3 separate regions of the Homo sapiens genome follow, and regions 2 and 3 are each linked to region 1. A link is a loop called in an ENCODE intact Hi-C map of the cell type or tissue named here. Cell type or tissue: heart right ventricle. All regions are shown on one strand. Links, peaks and the distances in the headings refer to the core of each region. The heading gives the core; the rest is flanking DNA.

Evidence for each region. Peaks named below come from ENCODE experiments on the same cell type or tissue, not always from the same donor. Only the 100,000 strongest peaks of a DNase experiment are listed, where the experiment ranks them.
Region 2: a loop joins it to region 1, with 3 times the contacts of the local background. A loop is called at or near these places in 18 of 110 quality-filtered maps.
Region 3: a loop joins it to region 1, with 2.7 times the contacts of the local background. A loop is called at or near these places in 9 of 110 quality-filtered maps.

What each region holds. Positions count from the first base shown.
Region 1 is chr3:125,161,713-125,169,461 of GRCh38, reverse strand. The region is part of intron 5 of SLC12A8 (solute carrier family 12 member 8); the gene reads left to right. Among named protein-coding and RNA genes, the nearest start is that of MIR5092, 14 kb to the right of the region's middle. RefSeq lists an enhancer at 5,011-5,080. In heart right ventricle, for the core only: CTCF peaks have their summits at 4,088 and 5,550; a DNase peak (open chromatin) is centred at 4,091; H3K27ac peaks cover 726 bases.
Region 2 is chr3:125,039,512-125,047,260 of GRCh38, reverse strand. The region is part of intron 1 of HEG1 (heart development protein with EGF like domains 1); the gene reads left to right. Among named protein-coding and RNA genes, the nearest start is that of HEG1, 13 kb to the left of the region's middle. RefSeq lists an enhancer at 2,875-3,388. In heart right ventricle, for the core only: no CTCF peak of the experiment used is centred there; DNase peaks (open chromatin) are centred at 3,331, 3,998 and 4,370; H3K4me3 peaks cover 2,248 bases; H3K27ac peaks cover 5,000 bases.
Region 3 is chr3:124,757,994-124,765,742 of GRCh38, reverse strand. It overlaps ITGB5 (integrin subunit beta 5), which reads left to right. Exons shown (of 15, transcript NM_002213.5): 14 at 1,186-1,352; 15 at 2,025-3,795. The coding sequence ends at 2,120. Among named protein-coding and RNA genes, the nearest start is that of MIR544B, 29 kb to the right of the region's middle. RefSeq lists enhancers at 4,167-4,461, 4,998-5,587, 5,588-6,177, 7,728-7,749. In heart right ventricle, for the core only: a CTCF peak has its summit at 4,327 (motif pointing left); a DNase peak (open chromatin) is centred at 4,272; H3K27ac peaks cover 1,130 bases.

The sequences.
Region 1 (7,749 bases), core at 1,832-6,831:
CCAATAACAGTGGGTCCTTCTCATCGTCCTCATTTCCTCACCTCCTGACTTCTTGATCTGCAGCCTGGCAGCCTGGGCCCCTCTTCCTTTCTTCACCTCCTGTCCCATCCTTCCAAAAACAAGCATCACTGCACAAGGCTCTCTGAAGACACAGAGCTTCTTCACTGTAAAAAGCTAAATAGCACGATAACTTAATTTAAACAAGACCCTCTCAGGAATTTGTTTGGCTTAAAGCTACTAAAATGCCATTCTGTTGGCTCATATTTTCATTTATGTAAGATGAGTGTCATGCCAAAATGATTTTATTGCCATAGAAGTCAGGCAAATATAGAGAAAATACATTTTAGAAAATAAAGTGACATGTGGCACATTTGAATCCTATGTTCTGCATTTAGAAATGAACTCATGCCTCTCCAAGCTGAAGCTTTTTGGTTATCTAGGAAGACGGTAGCCTGGTCTCTACAGGGTTCCACTCCAGAGCCTGCACTGCACACTCTCTGTCCTGCCATGGCCCTCTGCCATCTGTGGGAGGTGGATCAGTTGGGCCAGGCCAGGCACAGGTCCATCTCACGCTGAATGTAGCAGACGGGAGCTGCTTCTGCTGGGTGAGGGAGGGGGCTTGTGCTTGGCTGTGAGGACAAGGTCACTCCTTTGGAGCTGTAGAAGGGATGGGGCAAGCATGCCTGCCTCTGCTGTCTGCTGAGATTCCTTTATCTCAGGCTCCCATAATCTCCTGATCTTCAACCCCAGGACCTTGACTCATTTCTTATTCTTGAAACTTTTTGCACTGTTGACCACCTATGCTAATTTGAAATGGTCTCTTCCTACTTCTTCCACAATACAACACTGGCTTAGCTCTCTTCTTGGTTTTCCTGTTCCCTGATGTGGGCAGGGAGGCCACGGGGCTCAGTCCTCTGCTATCACGTCACTGTTTTTGTGCCTTTTTCCTCAGAAATAAACTTCCACCATCGCTGCACCAGTGGCTCTCCCCTGCTTCTCCAGCTTTCTTCAATATAGCTCTCATATCGCCAGCTCCTGTCGGATCTCTACCTGGCTGTCTGGGCACCATCTTGAATTAAAGGCAGACAAAGCGAAAGCCCTCAATTTCTCACTCCTCTCTTTAGTTAGCCTTTTCTTCCCCCACTGCCCTTTCCACCAATTAATCAACAAGCCAATAATCAGCTTATCATCTGAATGCCTATCACCATTTCCCCAAGCCTGGAAAACTTGGAAAAGAACTTTTATTTCTCTGTCTAGCTTAAGCTCTTTTATCCTTTACAACCCCACAGTTCTCACCTTAGATTAGCACATGTCATTTCCTCTGTGGGCCATTTAGATAATGTCCAAATCAGAATTTATCCCTTGAGGATCTTCCCTTTGGTTGTCCCCAGCCATTTCCTAAGGGCGACTGACACCTCCTATGCACTGAAGCCAGATCACTTTTCGTAAAACAGTGCTTTGCCTCGGTCACTCTCCAGCTTAAGCAGCATCAGTTGCTTTCTATTGCTATTGGACAAAACCCAAACCCATTCTGTTTGCATTCAAAGAGCCACATGGGCTATCCCTAAATTTCCCATTTGGTTGTATCTCCAATTCTGCCCCTTTCTGAACAATTCTCCGCAAAACGTGTTTATTCACTGATTTATGAAGCATATGAATACAGCTCTCCTTCTAATTCTGGAATTCTCTTCACCATGCCGTATTAGACCTAAGTTCTTGCTCTTGGATGAAGTAGTTCAGGAAATTGTACATGAAGAAGGCATGGTCTGAAATCCAGGATCCCCTGTGTGGTCTTGAGCCATGTTAGATGTTCTCAGCTTTGGTTTTCTCATTGGTTAAAAACAAGGATGAAAATCATATTTACATCTCCAGGCTGCCTTCCTGCCTGTCTTAGCATGGCTGCCAGGCCCAAGGCCCGTGGAGATCCTTTGGGTGAGGGGCTATAACAGTCTGCTCAGGACCCCAGGGACTTTAATGAGGGCATTTGGGACTCTGGTTCCTTGTTAAAATTTTTAAGGCTGGGTGCTGTGTCTAATGTCTATAATCCCAGCACTTTGGGAGGCTGAAATGGGTGGATGACCTGAGGTCAGGAGTTTGAGACCAGCCTGGCCAACATGGTGAAACCCCATCTCTACGAAAAATACAAAATTAGCCAGGTGCGGTGCATGCCTGTAGTCCCAGCTACTGGGGAGGCTGAGGCAGGAGAATCTCTTGAACCCGGGAGGCAGAGGTTGCAGTGAGCCAAGATTGTGCCATTGCACTGCAGCCTGGGTGACAGAGGGAGACTCTGTCTCCAAAAAAAAAAAAAAGTTTTAAAAATGTACTGATGAATGCTTTCAAGTATACAGGAAAGAGTATAACAGATATTCATTTATCCACCACCCGAATTTAATGGATATTATTTTGCCAGTTTTGCTTCAGAGCTCTATTTAACATAAAAATAAATAAAGCATTACAGATGCAGTTTAAGCTGTACCTTCACCGACCCCGTCCTGTTCCCCAAGGGACCACTGTCCGGAGGCTCATCCTCCCCATGTGTTTTTATTTTTCTACCATATGTAGCTGGCCCTAAGTGATGTCGGCTATTGTTCAGCGTTTGAAAATTTTATATACATTGTATCATACCGCATGGATCCTTTCACTTGATAAATAATTTGAATGGTGAGTGAATGATTGTGCAATTTGCTTTCTTTCAGCCAACATATTTTCGCAATTTATCCATGTTAATGCATGTCATGGCATTTCATTCATTTTAACTGTTCTTCGTGCAAGGGAGACACAGAAGAGTTACTGAGTGGTGAAAGTGGTGTGAGAGGGGTTTGCACAGGGCACCCGGGTCTCCTGGCGCTCCCCGTACAGTCGGAGAGTCAGGAAAGACTTTTTAGAGGAGATTGTCTGGGAGCTGAGTGTTAAGGGAGACGGACGCAGAGGCCTTGTCTGCCACCCAGCGGGGCTTGGGCTTTATTTTGGGGGCAGCGGGAAACCTGACTCAAGTTCATATTTTAGAAAGATTGCTCTTGTCCCAATACGGAAACTGGCCCAGGATAGGGATGAAGAAAGGAGGCAGGACTCACTTGAGAGGCTGCTACGGCAACTCAAGAGAGCCAGGCAGGGCCTCTAGGGTGGAAAAGAGACGAGATGGGGGTGGGGTATGGGGTGAGGCCAAGAAAAGGGATAAGGCTGACACCTGACTGGCTGGCTGGTGGCTTCACGTTCTGGGACTCGGGAGGAACATGGCAGCTGGAACAGGTGTGGGGGAAATGGCGAGGCTAGTGTGAGAGGTCAGCCGAAGACAGTGGCCCAGATCTCGGAGGTGTGGTCAGGGCTGGGGTAAAGCGCCCCGCAGCATGGGAGCAGGAGAAGCGGTGGGCTGGGCGAAACGCTTGGGCAGCCTGTGCTGGTTTGGAAGCGGAAAGAGCCATATTTGTTGAGTGAATTTAATTTACCAGAAGAGGCATTTTCACTGTTCTATATATTTTTAAAAAAACCTTTCTGACAAAATTCCAAACATACAAAGTGGGTAAGCTAAAAATCAATATTCTTTACCCAGAAACACACCCAGAATCTCCCCAGGTGGCTGTTCCACTCGGGATGCAGGGAACACATGGATGTTCTGGCTGCTCTCTGGGCCTCGCAGCTGGCCTGGCACTGTGTCTGCGGAGGGCCAGGCCTGGGGTCTTCCTAGGATGCACGGTGCTGGCCTATTATAGGTATTCAGGAAATACTTGTGCAAAGAACGAACACACTGCGTGGAAGGTTGTGATGCCTGACTCAGTGGCCTTTTCTGCCCGGACGGGTGAGGATGGCTCATCCATGGGTGCCTGGAGGGAGCCCTCCATGCCCCCATGGGGAACATCTGCCTGGGTCCCCCTTGGATGGGGCTCTGTTATCCTCCTGAGATGAAGAGCCAGCAGTTAGCTACCACCAAAATTCTGTAGAATCGTCCTCCCAGCAGGGCGTGTCCCCGAGTCTCCTTTGTGGCTCCCTTCGCCATGTGGTGGAAGGGCATCTACATGTCTTTGCCAGGAAGGGTCTTCTGGGCTCCAGTGAGCTAGGGCAGCCTGGAAGGGCCCTGCAGTGCCCGGGATGGCCTCTGTGTGGAGTTGTGATTCTGACTGTTTGTTTTCTGGCCTCTCATGGCTGGAAAGGCTCGTCCCAGGACAGCGGGCTCAACCCTTCCTCACTGCCCACAGAGGTACTAAGAGGAAACACTCTTTTGCGTGAAATGGCTGTGGGATCCTGGCATTCACGTTCTCCTTCTGGGCTGGTGGGGTGGGTGATGCTACACAGCATGGCCTTCCGCACTCTCTCATGTGACCCTCATGATGATGGTGGGAGGGAGGTGGGCTGGGTTGCTTTCCCCTCCTCAAAGATGCAGGAACAGTGACCTAGAGAGGTGAAGTAACTTCAAAGCCCAGGCCTCAGTCTCCAGCCACCTTCCTGGCCCAGCAGAGAGGAAGAAAGTCTCAGAATAGCTGATGAGCGGTTTAAGTGGGGGCCCCAGCCTCACAGCCTGGCCTCCATCCCTGGGGTTCTTAACCCTGTCTGCACATCAGAAGCACCAGGGGAGCCTCAGGTGTGGAAAGAAGAATCCCAAGCTCCACCCCAGACCGAGTAAATCAGCACTCTGGGGTGGGCCCATTGGTCTGTATTTTCAAGTGCTCCTGGTGCTACTGTGCAGCCAGGGTTGAGAACCTTTGCCTTTCAGCCTCTACTCATGCAGGCTCTGCTCTGTTATCTGCAGAGATGGGCGCCCAGGCTCAGTGGAGGAAACCAAGGCAATCCAGGCCAAGTACCTCAGCGCTCAGGCCGGCAAGACCCTGGAGACAAGACTGTCATCCCCTTTACACTGGGCACAGGCTCAGGGCCAGGACTGGAACTCTTCTTCAGTTAGCCCCTGACGTAAGGACTGGCTCCTTTTCCTCCTGCATTTCCCACTCGACCTGCACTCAGCTGAGGGCCACAAGTACAGCAAACACCTGCTTAGTTGTGGGTGTGGATGTGTGTGACGAACTGGGAAGGAGCACCAACTCTGTGTCAGGCACTTTGCATAGATTATTCTATTTATCTTTGAAACAACTGAGTGAGATGGGTGAGATGGTTATTCCAGTTTTACAGACAAGGAAGTCAAAGCCACAGAGAGGTTATGCAACTTTCTTGAGTTTGCATAGTCCGTGGCTCAGCCAGGATTGAAACCCAGAGGCACCTGACTCCAAAGCGTGATTCCCTGGTGCCCCCTGGCACCCGCTGGCTCTGGGGTGCCCTTGGAGGAAGTTGGTGAACTCCTTACTGCTTCCTTTCTCCTTTCGGATCAAGGGGGTCTGAGAACCTGCCAGTCTCCGCTGGGCCCGTTCATGCCTGGTTAAAACTGTTAGAGGTGAGCCTCTTTAAGGGGAAGCAGGAAATGAGATGTGGACTGTGAGGACCAGGAGCTGAGGCGGCTAAAACATACCTCCCCAGTGCCACCAGGAACAGAGGCCATAGACACGCTCAGCTCAGGACCAAACTCAAGTCCCACGTCAGGCAGGGAATGGTGTCCGGCCAGGCAGGGGCGCTCCCAGCTCAGCCCACAGGGCCTCAGCAGCACCTCCTGGAGCACACAGGGTGAGGCCAGCTTGGGAGCCCAGCTGCTCGGCCCCAGCCCTCTGCATCCTTGGCCTTGGGCAGTCTGACCCCAGCATCAGGGAGAATTTCTGCCCCTTTCTTGGATGATTCCTTGGAAGGTTGTGTTAATCAGCAGTATGAAGGGATCACAGGGCCCCTAAAGAGGCAGCAGACCTGCTGGAATTTGTGGCCACAATGAAAGACATGGGAAGCACCAAGTAGCATTTCTTTTTCTTTTTTTTTAATTTTTTTTTTTTTTGAGACAGAGTCTCGCTCTGTTGCCCAGGCTGGAGTGCAGTGGCGCAATCTCAGCTCACTCCAAGCTCTGCCTCCCAGGTTCACACCATTCTCCTGCCTCAGCCTCCCAAGTAGCTGGGACTACAGGCGCCTGGCTAATTTTTTCTATTTTTTTTTAGTAGAGACGGGGTTTCACCGTGTTAGTCAGGATGGTCTCGATCTCCCGACCTCGTGATCCGTCCACCTCGGCCTCCCAAAGTGCTGGGATTACAGGCGTGAACCACCGCACCCGGCTTTCTTTTTTTTATTATTTTTGTTTTTGAGACAGGGTCTTGCTCTCTCACCCAGGTTAGAGTGCAGTGGTGTGATATTGACCTACTGCAGCCTCAACTTCCCAGGCTTAAGCGATTCTCCCACTTGTCAGCCTCCTGAGTAGCTGGGACTACAGGTGTGTACCACCTGTATCTTTTTGTATCTTTTGTAGAGACAGGGTTTCATCATGTTGCCCAGACTAGTCTCGAACTCCTGGGCTCAAATAGTCCACCTGTCTTGGCCTCCCAAAGGGCTGGGATTATAGGCATGAGCCACCGCACCTGGCCCCAAGGACCATTTCAAACCTTTATTAGGTTTCTCCTGTCTTTTTTTCTTTTTCTTTCTTCCCATCCCTTTCTGACTCTGACTCTTTTTCCTCTTCCTCTTTTTCTGGTTCTGATCTCTTTCCCTCTGCCTGTATCCCTAGCTGGACCCTTGGTATGAGCTACTGGATAGGGGTTTCTGGCCAGGCCTGGGATCCTTCCTCTTACTGCCCTCATTCCTCTTTGTGAATCACCATTATGTATGTTAGTTACTACCTAGGTAGGTACTTGTTGTATTGCAGATGCTGATAATGAGCAGGTGTTTGGAGGATCCAGAGTGGGTAGCATTGATGATTTAGTCTTGAAAAGTTTACTCATTTGCTAGGTCCAAGCGCAACATAGGCCAATTACCATGTCCCGCCTGCCACTTGGCTGTGACAAGAAAGTTCTTAAGACCAAAAACAATCTGAATCTGGAAGTCCTCGCTGGTGCTAAGGGAGGGATGAAACCCAGGAGGTGGAGTTGGGGCTGGTGGATCTGCACCACGCTCCTGTTGCTTCCACCCTCCGTTGGCTTTGTCTCTGGTGACGTGATCTAAGGGACCCTGCTGATGGGATTGATACTGGGATCGCAGAAAGGTGGTTTCACTGGGGGCTCCAGGAGTCCCAGGTGCCAGGGTTGCTCCATGAGTGGCCTGTCTCAGCAACATGAGAGCCTTGAGGACTGGAATCTATCTCAGTCAACTCTGTGTCCTCCAACACCAGCACGGGGCTTGCTGTGGGCAGGGGCTCAATAGGTTTGCTAAGTGAATGAATTAAGGATGAATCAAAAACAGTAAAAGAAGTACAAGAGAAAGGCTCTGGAACCCACATGGAGGTGTGGAGAACCCTAGCCCCTTAGCTGCTTATCTGCAGTCGCCTGGGCGATGGATACTCCCCAGGCCTCCCTCCAGAGAGGCGCCAACCTTCCTGTGTTGGCAGCAGTTCGCAGGTATTCCGTCTACACAGAATGGCAGAGGATCGCACAATGCCTGTGTGGAGGCCCAGCCCAGGGTGGGGCCAGCTTGCAAGCCCAGTCAGACCTTCTTGGGAAGAAGGAAGGAAGGAAGGGTTGCAACTGAGAAGAAACTGTGGCTTTGAAAGTTTTCCTCCAGGGTTTTTTTGTTTGCAAGGAAAGGAGATGCTTAGGGAGGCGTTATATACTGGACAAAAGAGTGCGGCCGGGTCAGTGGTGAAATCAGAGTGCATGTCTTTCCCACAGCAGGTCAGCAGGGATAGCTTTGTCTGCGAATGCCCACGTGCTGGGAAGACGTTGCAGCCTCTGATACAACAGC
Region 2 (7,749 bases), core at 1,296-6,295, 120 kb after region 1:
GTGTTGACAGCAACCCTCCCATCGCACCTTGCCTTCCAGGCATTTTACTGGACAGTGGGCAAGCTCCCTGCCTAGGGTTCAAGTCCATGTTCCAAAGACCTCTGTTAACTGGTCTTCCCCTCGTTGGACCCCTGCCAACCTCACCCCTTGGTATCCCTAGAACTCTCTCTTGCTTCTTAGCCTTAAACATGGAGAGGAAAGAGCCAACTTTCATGATTTGAAGTCAGAAAAACCAAGTGCAACAGCCCTCACCTATGGTCATCTGAGGAGACCAGATGAACGCATAGAAAGCTATTAGGATTGAATAAAAGCAGTATGCCAGGTGTGACCACAAAATAAGAAGCCTTTGAAAATCAGTCACACTTGGACCTCTGTGGTCAATGAGTGTTCTTCAAATCAGAACCTTTGGGGGTTATCAATACGTGCTTCACAAGTGTTTGAAGGAGTTGAGAGCCACCTTCAGAGTGTGTGTGAGCCACATGAGCAACTCCCTTGTGTTTCTTGCAGCAAACCTCCTGGATTGAAAATGGGGTTGCGGATCTCTATCTACTGCATCTTTCATCAGATCGTCTTTGAAGTTTTGTGTTTCCAAAATAATCCAACATCATTATCAAGGGATGGAAATGTATCATTATTCAGGAAACTCAAGAGAACAATATTCTGCAGGCTCTATTGAAAACTAGCCAGTTGGGTCGGGCACAGTGGCTCACACTTGTAAACCCAGCACTTTGGGAGCTGAGGCAGGAGAATTGCTTGAGGCCAGGCATTCAAGACCAGCCTAGGCAACATAGTGAGACCTCATCTGTATAATTAAAAAAATATATATGTGTGTGTGTGTGTGTGTGTGTGTGTGTGTGTGTGTATGTGTATATATATATATACATATACATATATATGAAAAAAGAAAAGTAGCAAATTTTAGAAAATGGTTTGAGCAATAACAGTATTGATGGAATAAGTATTGTCTTATTGGGACCTCTTTGAAGAGGACCATACTCACTTGGGTAGGGGAATTCTTGTGGTTTGTTAGGAATTATTTCTAGTACAGTCATGCTTTATGGTAATGGAGTGCTACTGGCTGTAGCTGCTAGCAGAGTTGGGGAGAGATGCCGTGGAGCTCTGGCGGGGGTTGGAGGAACTGTGCTTAACCCCTTCTGCTTTCTGCCTCTGTGGCATTGGATAGCTGCCTAATGTCCCTAGGCCTTAATTTCCTCATATTAAAAATGAGGATAATAAAGACTTTCCTGCTCCTAACAAGGTTTTTGAGGAGGAGCAAATATAATTATGACTGTGAAAGCACTTGTAACTGGACAGAGCAATGTTTTAGTTGTGATATAGTGAACTGGCCATGACCTTGGGCAAGTCATTTAACTTCTGTACCTGCTTCCGTATATGTAAAATGGAGACGATAACTGTTTTGTTGACTTCAGTGTTGTTGGAAGGATGAATGGAGCTGATCCACATGGACGCGCTTTGTAAACATGCATGTGCTGTGTACGTGTTGGTCATGAATGCTTCCCGGGAACACATCAGGCGTTATGTCTCTAAGAGAGTCAGGCATCAGGAAGAGGTAGACATGGAAGGATGAGTGGAAAATTGGAGAGGAGTTGGAGAAAGGGAGAACATTGCTGAGAAATCTCAATAGCCTTTTCAGTTGTTCGTCTCTGTCCTGTCATCTGTCTGTGATTGCCATGGCTAACGCTTTCCCATCTCTTCTGCCTCCCACCAGGTGGGATGTCCTTCACAGCTCTACCCTTGACCTTCTGCCTCCCCCTCGGTTCAGTGAACATTTATGGAGCACCTGCTATGAGCCACAGTCTCTCATAAGAGACCTAGGATTGCGAGAGAATAAGCTAGAATTGTGTAACAAGATAAAATAGTCCAGAGGGAGAGAGTTGTCTCTGGGGAATACTTCTTGGAAGGGGTGATCTCTGAGCTGATTTTGCCAGGAGGCCGAGGGGAAGGAAGTAGGACAGTCTAGGTAGAGAGAACTGTGGGACAAAGGCAGTTCCCTGTTTTCTCCGAGTGGGTGCTTCCAACTACAGTCCAGTTCTGTGCCTTCAGCCATCTGCCAGCATTCGCACAGGTTTAGTGAGCTTCACTTTAAACCAACAGGTAACAGTTATAAATGCAAACACATCATCTCTTCCTCCTCTAAGACCTGACCTCCCTTTGCTTGCTAATGGTCCCACTAATCTCCCAATAATGCACTCAAACCATCATCTTCGTCTCTTGCCACCTTTTCTTACTTACATGAAATCAGCATGGACTCCTCTCTCTCCCTTCCTCCCATCCTTGCTTCCTCCCTTTCTTCTAAATCGTATCAGAGCGCTGAATTCCATTTGGACAGTGAGTTACATAGGACATCAAGATGTCATATCCCTGTTTGTGTCAGGAAATTGCAGTTTGGATCCCAGTGTCCTTAGTGAGACATCCCCGAAGCCCACAAGGAGGAAGCCTAGCTCTGTCCTTTCTGGCTTTTGCTTTCAGTACATGTTACCCTTTCTCTGGAGCGCTCAGTCTTAGTTTTGCCCTTTCTTATTTCATTCTTTCTCTATTTCTGTATTTTTTTTAAACTGGATTTTCATTGCAGTCAGACGGACCTGGGTTTGGATCCAGTTTTACTATTTGCTGTGTAACCTTGGACAAATTACTTAATCTCACTACACCTCAGTTTCCTTATCAGAAAAGTAGGGATAATAACGGGAGGACCTCATAAGGCTGTCGTGAGGATGGATTGAGACAGTCTATGTGAAATGCTTAGCACAGTGGCTGGCATGGAGTGGATGCTACCTACGTTTTGGCTGCAATATAACAATAATAATCATTACTATTGTCCTGCTCTGGTATGTCTTTTGAAAAAATTCCTTAACTTTATTTCTTTTTGTCTTATTTCTCTTTTCAGCCCCCGTCCTTGCTTCCTCTTTCTCTGTTTTATCTTTCTTAAATGGCTATGGCATACAACTGATTTTTTGAAATACTGGTTATATTTGAATAGAATGTCAGGTTTCCTAATCTTGATTTACAAAACGCATTAGCAGACTTTACATTTCTCCCTTAACTAGATTTTAGCTTCTCCCCTCGGAGGCCCTGGAGCTCCCTCCCATCAGCCAGCACAGGCCTCAGAGCCCTTGGTGCTGAAACATCACTCCACGGCTCCATTTTCTAGCAGTCGTCAACGCTCCAGACAAATGATGTTTCTATGATTTCCTCAGAGTCCTGGGCCACTTCACAGAGGTCTGTCGAGTAAATTAACTGCAGAGCTTCTGAAAGTCAGCCGCCAGCTGTGTGGACACCGGGGCCCGGGCCCAGGCCGGGCTGCCCAGTGTGCACACCCCTGGGAGCAGGCCCGTTTCCTCCCGCCCCTCCTGCACCCGCCTCTCCCCCCTCTTCCTCCTCGGAACCAGGATGTTTTTCCTCGCCTTTTTATTGTTTCGCTAACCTGGCAGGTCTCCTTTGGTGGAGCCCTGCCACCCAGCTTCCTCTCTGGGTGTGATCAAATGTGACGGTGACAACACAGGAGACCCGGAAGGCCCGCACCACCCCGCTGGCACCCTTGGCCTTCGCGTCCAGAGGGGACTGGGAGCTACCAGCTTCAACTTCTTTCTAGAAACTCCCCCTTTACCAAAGAGCCTCCTCTTCAGCCACTGTGTTGGATGTTTATTTGTCAAAGGATGAGAGGGGCAAAGAAAATGGAGGCAGCAAGGAAGGTGCCCCTAGAAACAAGGTAGACCCCCTTTCCTCCCTGCAGAAAGCCTTTTTGTTCACTTATTTAACCAACTGGGAATCTTCTGACCTTTGACCCTAGGACTTTTCCTCAAGGCCTTGGAAAAAAAAAAACCTATAGAATTCCTTTTAAAGCAAAGAGCTTGAGGTCACTCCAAGGTCCTTCATCTTTCACTCCTGCTGGGATAGGCTGTATCCCTCCTTCATGCCCGAGGCCACCTCAGAGCCAGTTCTATTTCTGGAAGGCTGACCCTGACTTGGGAGCTCCAGGCCAGGCCTCCCCTGGGTCTGGGTTCAGTCCAGCAGACGTCTGTCACCCGGAGAGAATGCTCAGCTGAACAAGAGCCGACCCCTCACAGGGAGGGGAGGTAGATTTTACTTTCTTCATCGCTAGAGCGCTTGCAGGGGAAGCGTTTTAAAAATCTGATCGTCAAATCTCATGTCTAGCACTTTCCAACATGCTTGATTTTTCTTAGGGCTGCTTCTTTCAGAGCAAGAACAAGGAAGGAAACGAAACTCCCTGAGAGCCCTGGACAGTCCAGATCGAGGGCTGAGTCTTTTGTTCACACAAACTCATTTGGCTTCTAAACGTCCTCCACCCAAAATCATTACATCCGCAGCAGCATTTCAAAACACAGCCCAGAGTGGCCTCGCTGAGTGGGCGGCTGCTTTTCTGGGGAGGCTGCAGCCACCTTCCCACAGGCCCCCAAGGTTCTTGCATGTCCCAGAATATCCCGCTGCTGGCCACCGGCCTGAAATCCCCCTCATCCGGAGGACCCTTGGTGGAAGGTATGAGGCAAAGAGGGCCTGCAGGGGAAGGGCCCCTGCTGTCTGAAGGGGACTGGGACTGGCAGCCGTGGAAGGGAGGATGAGTTTCTAATCCTAACCTTGCCCCTTCCAAACTCCCAGGCACAGTCTCAGTGTCTACCCCTGGGGGGCCCGTTCTCACACCCCAGAAGCATCATAGGGACTTATTAACATGGTCCAGCTCTCCTGGAACTCCTTGAGGTAGATTCTATACCTGATTCATCCGTGTAACCCTCACAGTGTCTTGCTTATGGTTGGTGCTCAGTAAATACATACTTTTTTATTTTTTTATTTTTTTTGAGACAAGAGTCTTGCTCTGTCACCCAGGCTGGAGTGCAGTGGCATGATCTCGGCTCACTGAAACCTCCGCCTCCCAGGTTCAAGTGATTCTTGTACCTCAGCCTCCTGAGTAGCTGAGATTACAGACATGTGCCACCATGCCTGGCTAATTTTTGTAGTTTTAATACAGACAGGGTTTTGCCATGTTGGCCAGGCTGGTCTCGAACTCCTAACCTCAAGTGATCCACCCGCCTCGGCCTCCCAAATTGCTGGGATTACAGGCATGAGCCACTGCGTTTGGCCTAGTAAATACATACATTTCTTATTGTAGTAAAATATGCACAACATAAAATTTACCATTTTAACCATTTTTAAGTATACAGTTCAGTGGCATTGAGTACAATCACAATGTTGTTGCAATCATCGTCACCATCTGTTTACTGAAATTTTTCATCATCCCAAATAGAAACTCATTAAATAATAACTTCTTGTTCCTCCCTGCTTCCAGCCCCTGATAAACCTTTATTCCGCTTTCTGTCTCTGTGATTTTGCCTATTCTTGATACCTCATGAAAGTGGAATCATGTAATATTTGTCCTTTTGTGGCTGGCTTATTTCACTTACCATCATGTTTTTAGGGTTTACCCATGTTGTAGCATGTGTTAGAATTTCCCTCATTTTGAAGGCTGAATAATATCCCATTGTACGTATATACCACATTTTGTTTATCCTTTCATCTACTGATAGACAGCTGGGTTGCTTTCATCTTTTAGCTGTTGTGAATAATCCTGCTATGAAAATGGGTGCATAAGTGTCTGTTTGAGTTCCTGCTTTCAATTCTTTTGCATATAGACCCAGAAGTGGGATTGCTGGATCAACTCATAACTCTTAAGGTTTTGAGGAACCGCCATACTGTTTTCCACAGTGGCTGCACCATCTTACATTCCCACCAGCACTGCGGGAGTGTTCTGAGTTCTCCATATCCTCGCCAGCATTTCTTTTCCATTCTTCCTTTTTGATAATAGCCTTCCTAATGGGTATGAAAGTAAATATTTTTTGAATTTATAAATGCTACTCATTGGTGTATTGCAGATTTGAAACTGTTACTATACCTCTTGGACCTCAGTCCTGTGAAGGTCAGGTTATTTGGTTGCTATGGTCCCTAAGGGTAGTGGTCACCTTTGGAGAGGGATGGGGGCACCAGAGACAATCCAGGTAACTTTGGCCAGAATGAAGGATGTAAAGCAGTATGGATGCTAGTCAGTAGAGCTTGCCACACGCCGGAAATCAGTTTAGCAAGAGCTTCTCTCTGCTCAATCTTCACTGGTTTTCATTTGAAAGTGGTCAGTTAGGAAAGACACTGGAATGAAGGAGCTGGGCTCTAGTCTCTGCTCTGCCACCTATTTTCTGGGTTAACCTGGGCAGGTGACTTATGTACTGAGCCTCAGTCTCCACTTCTGTAAAATAGGGCAAGAATTACCCTCCTGCCTGCCACTCAGAGGGTCAGAATCTAAAGGGATAATTTAGGCCATGAAATTATCCTGTGAAAAGTGCTTTGTCGATTGTAAAATGCATGGGAATTTTTTTCTTAATTTGATCTGTGGGAAGAGAAGCACAGATTCATTCTCCTGGAAAGGACCTGTGAACAGTAGTCTGCCCCTCTTCAGTCTGTGGCCATCCATCATACTCAAAGGGGAATTTTAAAGGAGGGTGCTAAAAGTCCTTTAAAAAAAAAAAAGCCTGTTTTCTCCCCTCCCTGTGTGAACAATTAAATTTTAGGAAAATGTTTTAAAATGACAAAGAAACCCACTCTCATAGGTATAAGGATCCATTGCTGGTATCTAAGACAATGTTATATTTTCATTTGATTGTGGTCCACCAGTCCCCAAATTGAGGATCCCAGGAATGCTCTACCGGGGAGGCAGGAACGGGCAATTCCACAGCTGAGCATCAGTGTCTTACTGTTCTGGAACCGCTCCCTTTTGAGCAATATGACCTTCATCTTTCTTCTACCAGGCGACACCCTAGAAAGACCTAGGGACTTTCTGTAGGGCTGGTCTCACTGCCTTCCTCTTCACTGGCTCCTACCTTTAATTTTGTCCTATCCTTCCCTTGTCATCTGCGTCTCTGTCACTGGCTCTTCTCCTGTCTCTACATTCAAGTTTTCCCGGGAATCAGTCCTTGATCCTTGATTTTTCCCTTCGTATGTCATATCCTGTCCTTTCTCCTAATCAACGGTCCCAAATCTTTAACTGTCTGCCAGACATTTTCCCTTGGAAGTTGTAACATCACCCCAAACGTCACATATCAAAAACAGACTTTTCTTGTTCCTCAAGCTCATTCTCCGTTATGGCTCCACTCTTTCTCTCTTATTCTTTTCGTTATGCGTAAAAATCCTCTCTGAGTTAGAAGCTGATCTAGAAGTCCTCTTGCTCAGTCTTCCAGCTAATAATGTGCAGCTGTTGTCAAATCAAGTCTGTCTGATTCCAAAGCCCGTGTGATAGGCACCATTTCATTCCTCTTAGAGAGAAACAAGGTCAGCACAGTTGTGTTTCAAGCTGCAGTTTGGCTTTTTGTGGGGGACTTGTTTTTTTTTGTTGTTTTTTTTTTTTTTGGCTCTGTTCTTTTGGCCAGTGCCTTAAAGCCTCATGGAATAAGCTGGAGTGTGATGGAATGAGCCCTAGGTTCAGACTGTGTCTGTACTGCTAGTGAGTGCGTGACCTGGAACAATCACTTAATCTTTCTGACCCTCAGTTTCCCCATGTGCTATATGAGGATAATAATACCCGCTTGACAGGGTATTAATGAGATAATGCATGTGAAAATGTTTAGCACGTGGTAAGCCCTAAATAGATGTTAGTGAAATCTGAATCCAAATGGAGGGAAAAGAAAATAAAGGGCTTGTTCTTCAATTGTGTGCCCCAGAAGCTTGTAGCTG
Region 3 (7,749 bases), core at 1,296-6,295, 400 kb after region 1:
TCACTGCTGCTCCACTCCTAGAGTTTAGAAGAAAGATGAATGTGCAGCTGGGGGCCCATTCTTGGGGCAAGCGCTAGTGGGAGCGTGAGTCAGGGCAATGGGAGTTATAGAAGGATAGGGCCCTGTCCCTGGGGAGGGTCTCATCTTGGAGGAGCACAGACGTGAAAGTAACCACAGAACATACCTACCCTGCACAGCCAAAGGCAGCAAGGAGCTGCTGTGTTCTGCAGGGAGGGTGCAGGGCATCTAGACCACCAGGGCTGGGCAGGGTATCACTCAAGTCAGGGAGCATCCAGCTCCACACACAGCCTGGGCGGGGCCACTGCTGCTTCCCAGCATGGATTCCAAGGACAACGGAGCACTGGGTTCAACATTCCTGCTGCTCCCATGCTCAGCTCCCAGCACCACTGAAGAGGTCAAGCTTTAATCCAAATACCAACATTCTGCCTCTGCTTGGACCCAGGGACCAATAGCCTTTGCCTTGGAGTAACTGGAATATCTGATATCACCCCTTACATTCTTCTTGGGGGTAGGGAGGCAGGGGTGGAGCAGAAAAAGATTTGCTCTCTTCAATCGACAGCACTGCAAACTATTTTTCCAAATTGAGCCCAACCACATAATGTGCCTTCCTGAGGCCAGAGGCAGAGAGAAGTGTGGTACCAGCCTAGGATGCACGCCTGTAAGAATGAGGCTTTGTTTCCAATGCTGTGTCTGAGGTTCTTTGAAAACAAGCACATTTACTCCAAGGGACACCACGCTAAAGGCTTACAAATGTTGGCCCCCAGCCCAGACCTTGTGGAAGTGGCTTCATGTGGCTTCATGGTACCTCCTGCCTGCCCAGTCTGCTCCTGAAACCATGTACACGAAAGCTGAGCGGGTCCAGCATCCTGCAATGGAGACTGGGCCAGGCGGGATGTGGGTGCTGCCCATGAGGGGAAAGGCAGCCCTGCCCCAGGGCCCTCATCTAGACTTTGCCACACTTGCTGTGTGACTTTAGAACAGTCACTGTCCCTTTTGAATCTTTCATTTTTTGTACATTGGGGAAACCCTCCTGAGGATCTAAGGGAGAGCCGAGGAGAAGGCCTTTGGAAGGGGTGCAACTTTCATCTCAGAAATGCCTGCAGTTGCGTGAGAGGGGCATGGTGATGCTAGTGGCTTTGCTTACCATGCTTCTGGTCCCCCCAGAGTGTGGAAACACCCCCAACGCCATGACCATCCTCCTGGCTGTGGTCGGTAGCATCCTCCTTGTTGGGCTTGCACTCCTGGCTATCTGGAAGCTGCTTGTCACCATCCACGACCGGAGGGAGTTTGCAAAGTTTCAGAGCGAGCGATCCAGGGCCCGCTATGAAATGGTAAGCACGTGGGAAATGGGAAGCAGAGGAGACTTCAAGCTCAGAGGCGTGGTTGAGTTCAGCGGTATGTTAGCAATAGAGGCTCACTAATGTCTTTGGCATTAAAAACAAAAGAATCAACACCAGAAACGCTGTGCCCAGTTCTGGAGAGAGAGAATTGCACAGCCCCAGTGCAGAGTGAGCTGCACAGATCCCTGTTCCAGACCCAGGTCAGGAAGGTCATGGGGGCAGAGGCGCTGGGCGTGCCTCAGGAAGAGTCTGACCAGTCTCAGAGAGAGCACAGACCAACAGGAAAGCTCAGATTCTTATGGTCCATTACAACACTCACACCTGCAGTCTGGTCACCCCAGGCAGACTGCAAATGCCCAGAGGACTGAGCGCAGTCAGTTTCTGCTGAACCTGGGCTTGGTTTCTGTTAAAGCTGGAAGGGACTTCAGAGACCTTCTGACCCAACTCCTCCTTCCAGAGGTGGATAGTGAAAGCTTAGAGAAGGCGATGGCTTTCCTGGGGAACACAGAGCTGTCCTAGAGCCCACGGCCGTCTCCTCCTGAGTGCTCTGCCTGCTGCTGTCGCAGGGGGCTGACCTGGGAAGGGATCCTAGGGCCTGCGTCTGTCGGTTTGAGTGTGTGAGCTAACATGTGTCCTCATCCTCTTCCCCGCCGTGTTCTGTAGGCTTCAAATCCATTATACAGAAAGCCTATCTCCACGCACACTGTGGACTTCACCTTCAACAAGTTCAACAAATCCTACAATGGCACTGTGGACTGATGTTTCCTTCTCCGAGGGGCTGGAGCGGGGATCTGATGAAAAGGTCAGACTGAAACGCCTTGCACGGCTGCTCGGCTTGATCACAGCTCCCTAGGTAGGCACCACAGAGAAGACCTTCTAGTGAGCCTGGGCCAGGAGCCCACAGTGCCTGTACAGGAAGGTGCCTGGCCATGTCACCTGGCTGCTAGGCCAGAGCCATGCCAGGCTGCGTCCCTCCGAGCTTGGGATAAAGCAAGGGGACCTTGGCGCTCTCAGCTTTCCCTGCCACATCCAGCTTGTTGTCCCAATGAAATACTGAGATGCTGGGCTGTCTCTCCCTTCCAGGAATGCTGGGCCCCCAGCCTGGCCAGACAAGAAGACTGTCAGGAAGGGTCGGAGTCTGTAAAACCAGCATACAGTTTGGCTTTTTTCACATTGATCATTTTTATATGAAATAAAAAGATCCTGCATTTATGGTGTAGTTCTGAGTCCTGAGACTTTTCTGCGTGATGGCTATGCCTTGCACACAGGTGTTGGTGATGGGGCTGTTGAGATGCCTGTTGAAGGTACATCGTTTGCAAATGTCAGTTTCCTCTCCTGTCCGTGTTTGTTTAGTACTTTTATAATGAAAAGAAACAAGATTGTTTGGGATTGGAAGTAAAGATTAAAACCAAAAGAATTTGTGTTTGTCTGATACTCTCTGTGTGTTTCTTTCTTTCTGAGCGGACTTAAAATGGTGCCCCCAGTGGGGATTGAAGCGGCCGTGTACTTCCTCAGGGATGGGACACAGGCTGGTCTGATACTCCAGACTGCAGCTTGTCAAGTAAGCATGAGGTGCTCGGGGCAGTGAGGGCTGTGCAAGGGGGAACACTGAGCAGATACCTTTGGCCCCTTCCAGCTTTTACTGACAGAGAGTTCCAGGCTAGACACCATAAAAACCACCCCTTGTTCTGAGGGGCTGAGGCTGGAAATAGATTGTACAGACAAGCAAGGGTTGAGTGGTGGTTCCCACACGAAGTCATCTCTTAATCATCATTAGCAATAGCAGTTCCCTTCCAAGGCCTCCCCTCACTCCCGAAACACTTACGTCCCATGCAGGCCCAATGCAAAAAAACACATTTGAGCTTTTTTCCCGCAGGGCCATGAAGTCCCCTTAAGTTCCCATATCTAAGATGGTTGACTGACCCTCTCCCCTTATGTACAGAAGAGGAAACTGATTCTCAGAGAGGGGAAGTGGCTTGCCCGAGTGTTTGTTAGGAGGTTACTGAATGACAAACTGTTCCTAAGACCCCATCTCATGCTGGCCAGAGGGCCAGCCTCCTCATTCCTGCTTGCTCTTAGAAAATCTTTCACTGATCATTTTTTGTCACTGGAATAACTTCAAGGTTATTATGCTTTCATTCCAAATGGATCTGTCCTCAGCTCTGGACCCAATTCCCCTTACTTCATTTTGGCAAACACTAAGTCAAATAGTGAAATGCCTGTCACTACATAGAACCTATTACCTGGGGCAAATACGAACAGATTGAGTTTCCTTCATCTTGTGTAAATATGATGAAACAGAGACCTGGTAACTTGGTGACACTGTTAAACCCTTTTTGGGATAAAGCCAAATGTAAATGAAAACATTAAACAGATAAATTGTGGTGTTGAGACTTTTCTGAATTGAGAAAAATAAATGTAATTTTGGAAGAAACTTTGGGTTTCTCTCATGTTTAATTTTGGGTTTCCTGGAGACAAATCATTAACTGGCTCAGAATCTCATTTTCTCTAAGGGCACGACATTCTTTTTTTTTTTTTTTAAGAGAGGATCTCACTGGGTCACTCAGGCTGGAGTGCAGAGGTGCAATCTCAGTTCTCTGCAGCCTCAATCTCCTGGTCTCCCGTGATCCTCCCAACTCAGCCTCCTAAGTAGCTGGGACTACAGGTGTGCACCATCACACCCAGATAATACTTTATTTTTTGCAGAGACAAGGTCTCACTATGTTGCCCAGGCTGGTTGGTCTACAACTCCCAAGCTCAAGCGATCCTCCCACCTTGGCCTCCCAAAGTGTTAGGATTACATACGTCAGCCACCGCGCCTGGCCTGGGCACAACATTCTTGAGCCACAGATAGCAAAGGAGGATTTGTTCTAGTTCCACTTGACGTGGAAAGTGAGGGTGTTTTCGTCTGACGCCGAGGGATGTTACGGAACCAGTGCTCACGGTGCCTTGCTGCCCCCTGCTGGAAGCTCTTGGCATGAGCTGTTTGGAGATCTGACTCCCGAGATTCCGACCCAATGTATAATTTTAAAGGTTATCCAGCGAGCTGCAAGTGACCACAAAGATAATCTATTCCAAACGCTTCATTTCACAACCCACCCCCAGATGGGTCATTTTGTAATTTTAAGATATTTTTATCAAAATGGGCCTTTGGCCGAGCATGGTGTCTCACGCCTGTAATCTCAACACTTTGGGAGACCAAGGTGGGAGGATTGCCAAAGCCCAGGAGTTCGAGACCAGCCTGGGCAACACAATGAGACCCTGGCTCTACAAAAAAGAAAAAAAAAAAACCAGGGAATTCTCATTCAGCTTGATTGACTAGTACTTTATTAAACTAACCAATCGCTACCTCTTCCAGGGAAGAAATGTGATTTTTAAATTTGTTTAATTAGGATCAAAGCTTGAGGTGATTATCATGAAACTCTTGGGATGAATTTCAGGTAAGAGCAAACAGATGGGGAAAAACGGGCAGGGAGGACAGAAGGTCCTTCTCTGCTGGAGTATGCCCTTTAGCTCCTCCCTCTCCCTGGAGGACATCCAATACCATGGTTCCTACTTGCTTCTGAGGACATCCTTGTATACTCAGCTGTTATGGAATGGATTGTGTCCCTGCAAAAATGCATTTGTTGTAAGCCCTAAAGCCCCAAAGTGATAGCATTTGGAGATGATGGAGCCTTTAAAGAATGAATTGCGATTAAATGAGGTCATAGGGTGGCACCCTAACTCAATGCAGCTGGTGTCTTTATAAGACCAGGTAGAGACCCCAGGGCTGCAGAGAGGAAAAGCTGTGTGAAGACACAGTGAGAAGGTGGCTGCCTGCAAGCCAACAGGAGAGGCCTTAGGGGAAACCATTTTTGCTGACACTTGATCAACTTCCACAGCCTCCAAAACTATGAGAAAGTTAGTTGTTGAAACCACCCAGTCTGTGATATTTTGTTACGGCAGCCTGAGCAGACTAATACAGCTAGTAACAAGCTTTGAGACTGGCAGAGAGGAGGCGGGGAGAAGTAAAAGACGCAAAGGCAGTGACAGTGACAGTGCTGGGATGAGGCTCCGGAAGAGGTGTTGCGCCTGTGGGGTGTGAGGTGCCTGAGGAAGCTGGGGGTTTGTCCAGTGGGCACTGGAAATGCAGACAGGGCATGGCATGTGAACATGCCTGGAGCTGGGTCACTGCCTGCATGGAGGCTGTGAGCACTCAGACAGCTGTGGCCTGGCTGCGACTCAGCGTTGGGGCTCCGAGGTCCTGGCTGCGACTCAGCGTTGGGGCTCCTCTGGAGGTCCCCCAGCTGAGAAGGCCTAGTTAGGTCTCTCCCACCCGGCATCCTGTTCTCCCCCAGCTCTGGGGCTCCAGACTTCATAGTCAGGACCCAGCTCCTACTCAGGCCTTCAGACCCTCCAGGGGTGCAAACATAAGAGCTGGAGGGAGAAGAATAGGAGAGACAGCTGTGAGGGGGCTGCGCCTGAGGAACAGTTCTTCTCAGCCCCCAGAGGCCCTGCCTGCTCAGTTGCTGCTTTGGGAGGGACCCATGGGAAGGAGGGAAAGACAGTCGCTGCCTGGCCAGCCCCCCATCTGCGAGAGCCACCTCCAAGACGGGTTGGGTGATGTGTCAGTGAGAAGGCCTTCATATCCAATTTCTTTCTCTTGGATGTGAATGTCAGGAAGTCCATCTCTCCCCATGACTGATGCTTCCTTCTGTCATACAATGGGGCCTGTATAATAGGTTTGGTATCTTGATGGTTAGGAAGCTGGGAACTGAATGCATTTAGTGGACCAGAGACTGTTCATAACATGGGGACAAGAGAAAAAGAGGCTCGGGTTCTTAGTGCCACCCCTTTTCCTCTCAACCCAACCCCACTGCCCCCTCCATTAACAACCCCCATCCTCTTCCTACCTTCCCCCTCCACACGTCCTGATCCTTCTGATAGATACCCAGCTGCATAACGTCTTCACTTTAAGATGCCTCGAATTCTTGGTGGAAAAAGGCAAGCTCTAAACAGCAAGGGGCAACCCATCAGGGGCAGCCACCTCACTGACCTGCTACAGTAGGAGTTCCTGACCCTTTTGGGTCATGGGCTGCTTTGACATTCTGGTGAATGCTACAGACACCCTTGTTAGAACAATGCCTATAAATGTGTAACAAAGAAGATGCTAAAAAGTCCAATCCTATTTCTCAGGGTTATCATCTCAGTTTGATTTCAAAAACACCCTCCCTGGAAGACACATCATTGAAAGCTTCATTGGTCCCACCCACATAGAATATCAGATCCCTGTGACTGAAAGCAAACTCCTCATTTGATCCTCACAACTACCCCACAAATACCACATTCAGGGAAGGTATTTCCCCATTTTACAAAAGGGGAGATTGAGAACAGTCACACCTTGAGTGACAGTTGGTGAGACCCAAGCTCAAGAATCCCTTCTCTAGAGTCCTCTGCCCTGCACCTGCTCCTGGAAGAAGTCTGTCTCTTCTTATCCCAGAATTCTGCCGCATGATTGGGGAGTCATCTGAGTCTCTGTCTTGGGGGCATACATCTCTACTGAAATAAAGTGAAGTGCTCTAAGAGCAGACTGATACATTATAAAATGTCTCTCCTTCCTCCTTGAATCTTTCTCTTTTGTCCTCATCACATGAGCAGTCTCTGGTACACACATGTGGAGGCCAAGGCAACTCCATCTTGGAAGTGAATCTGCCATGTTGACTTCTGATTAATTCCTGTTCTGGAAAGCTCTCTAAGATTTCCAGTTTATCTATTGTTCCTTGTGTAAGAGTAGGTACTAACTAAACAACCTTGATGTTATTGTATTTACCACAAGTTCTGCCCTTAAGCCATTGTCCTACACACCCCTTCTTTTCACATCCATCTCTTCCCTGTGGTCTGTAGCCCTAGGTTTAGGGGATAATGGTTCAGGGATCCAACAACTTGTCTCACCACTGCCCAAGAGACAGACATAGCTTCTGTTCTTAAGTCCCTATTAAATATTTCTTTCTGAGAAACTGGGTTTGTCAGGCTCTCTCTTTGACTTCTCAGCTTCCTCAGACTTTGAGGGGTAGGTGTGCACAGGCCTGCCAATGCAGAACAACACACGTTAACAAAAACCCCAGGAACTGTTCTATTTTTTTAAATGAAGGAAGATGACAACTGACACAAATGTCATGTTTCCTCGCACAGAAGTTCAATCCTTCAAAGACTCCTTTCTGTCAGGCCTCTGAGCCCAAGCCAAGCCATCGCATCCCCTTGTGACTTGCACGTATACGCCCAGATGGCCTGAAGTAACTGAAGAATCACAAAAGAAGTGAAAAGGCCCTGCCCCGCCTTAACTGATGACATTCCACCATTGTAATTTGTTCCTGCCCCATCTTAACTGAGTGATTAACCCTGTGAATTT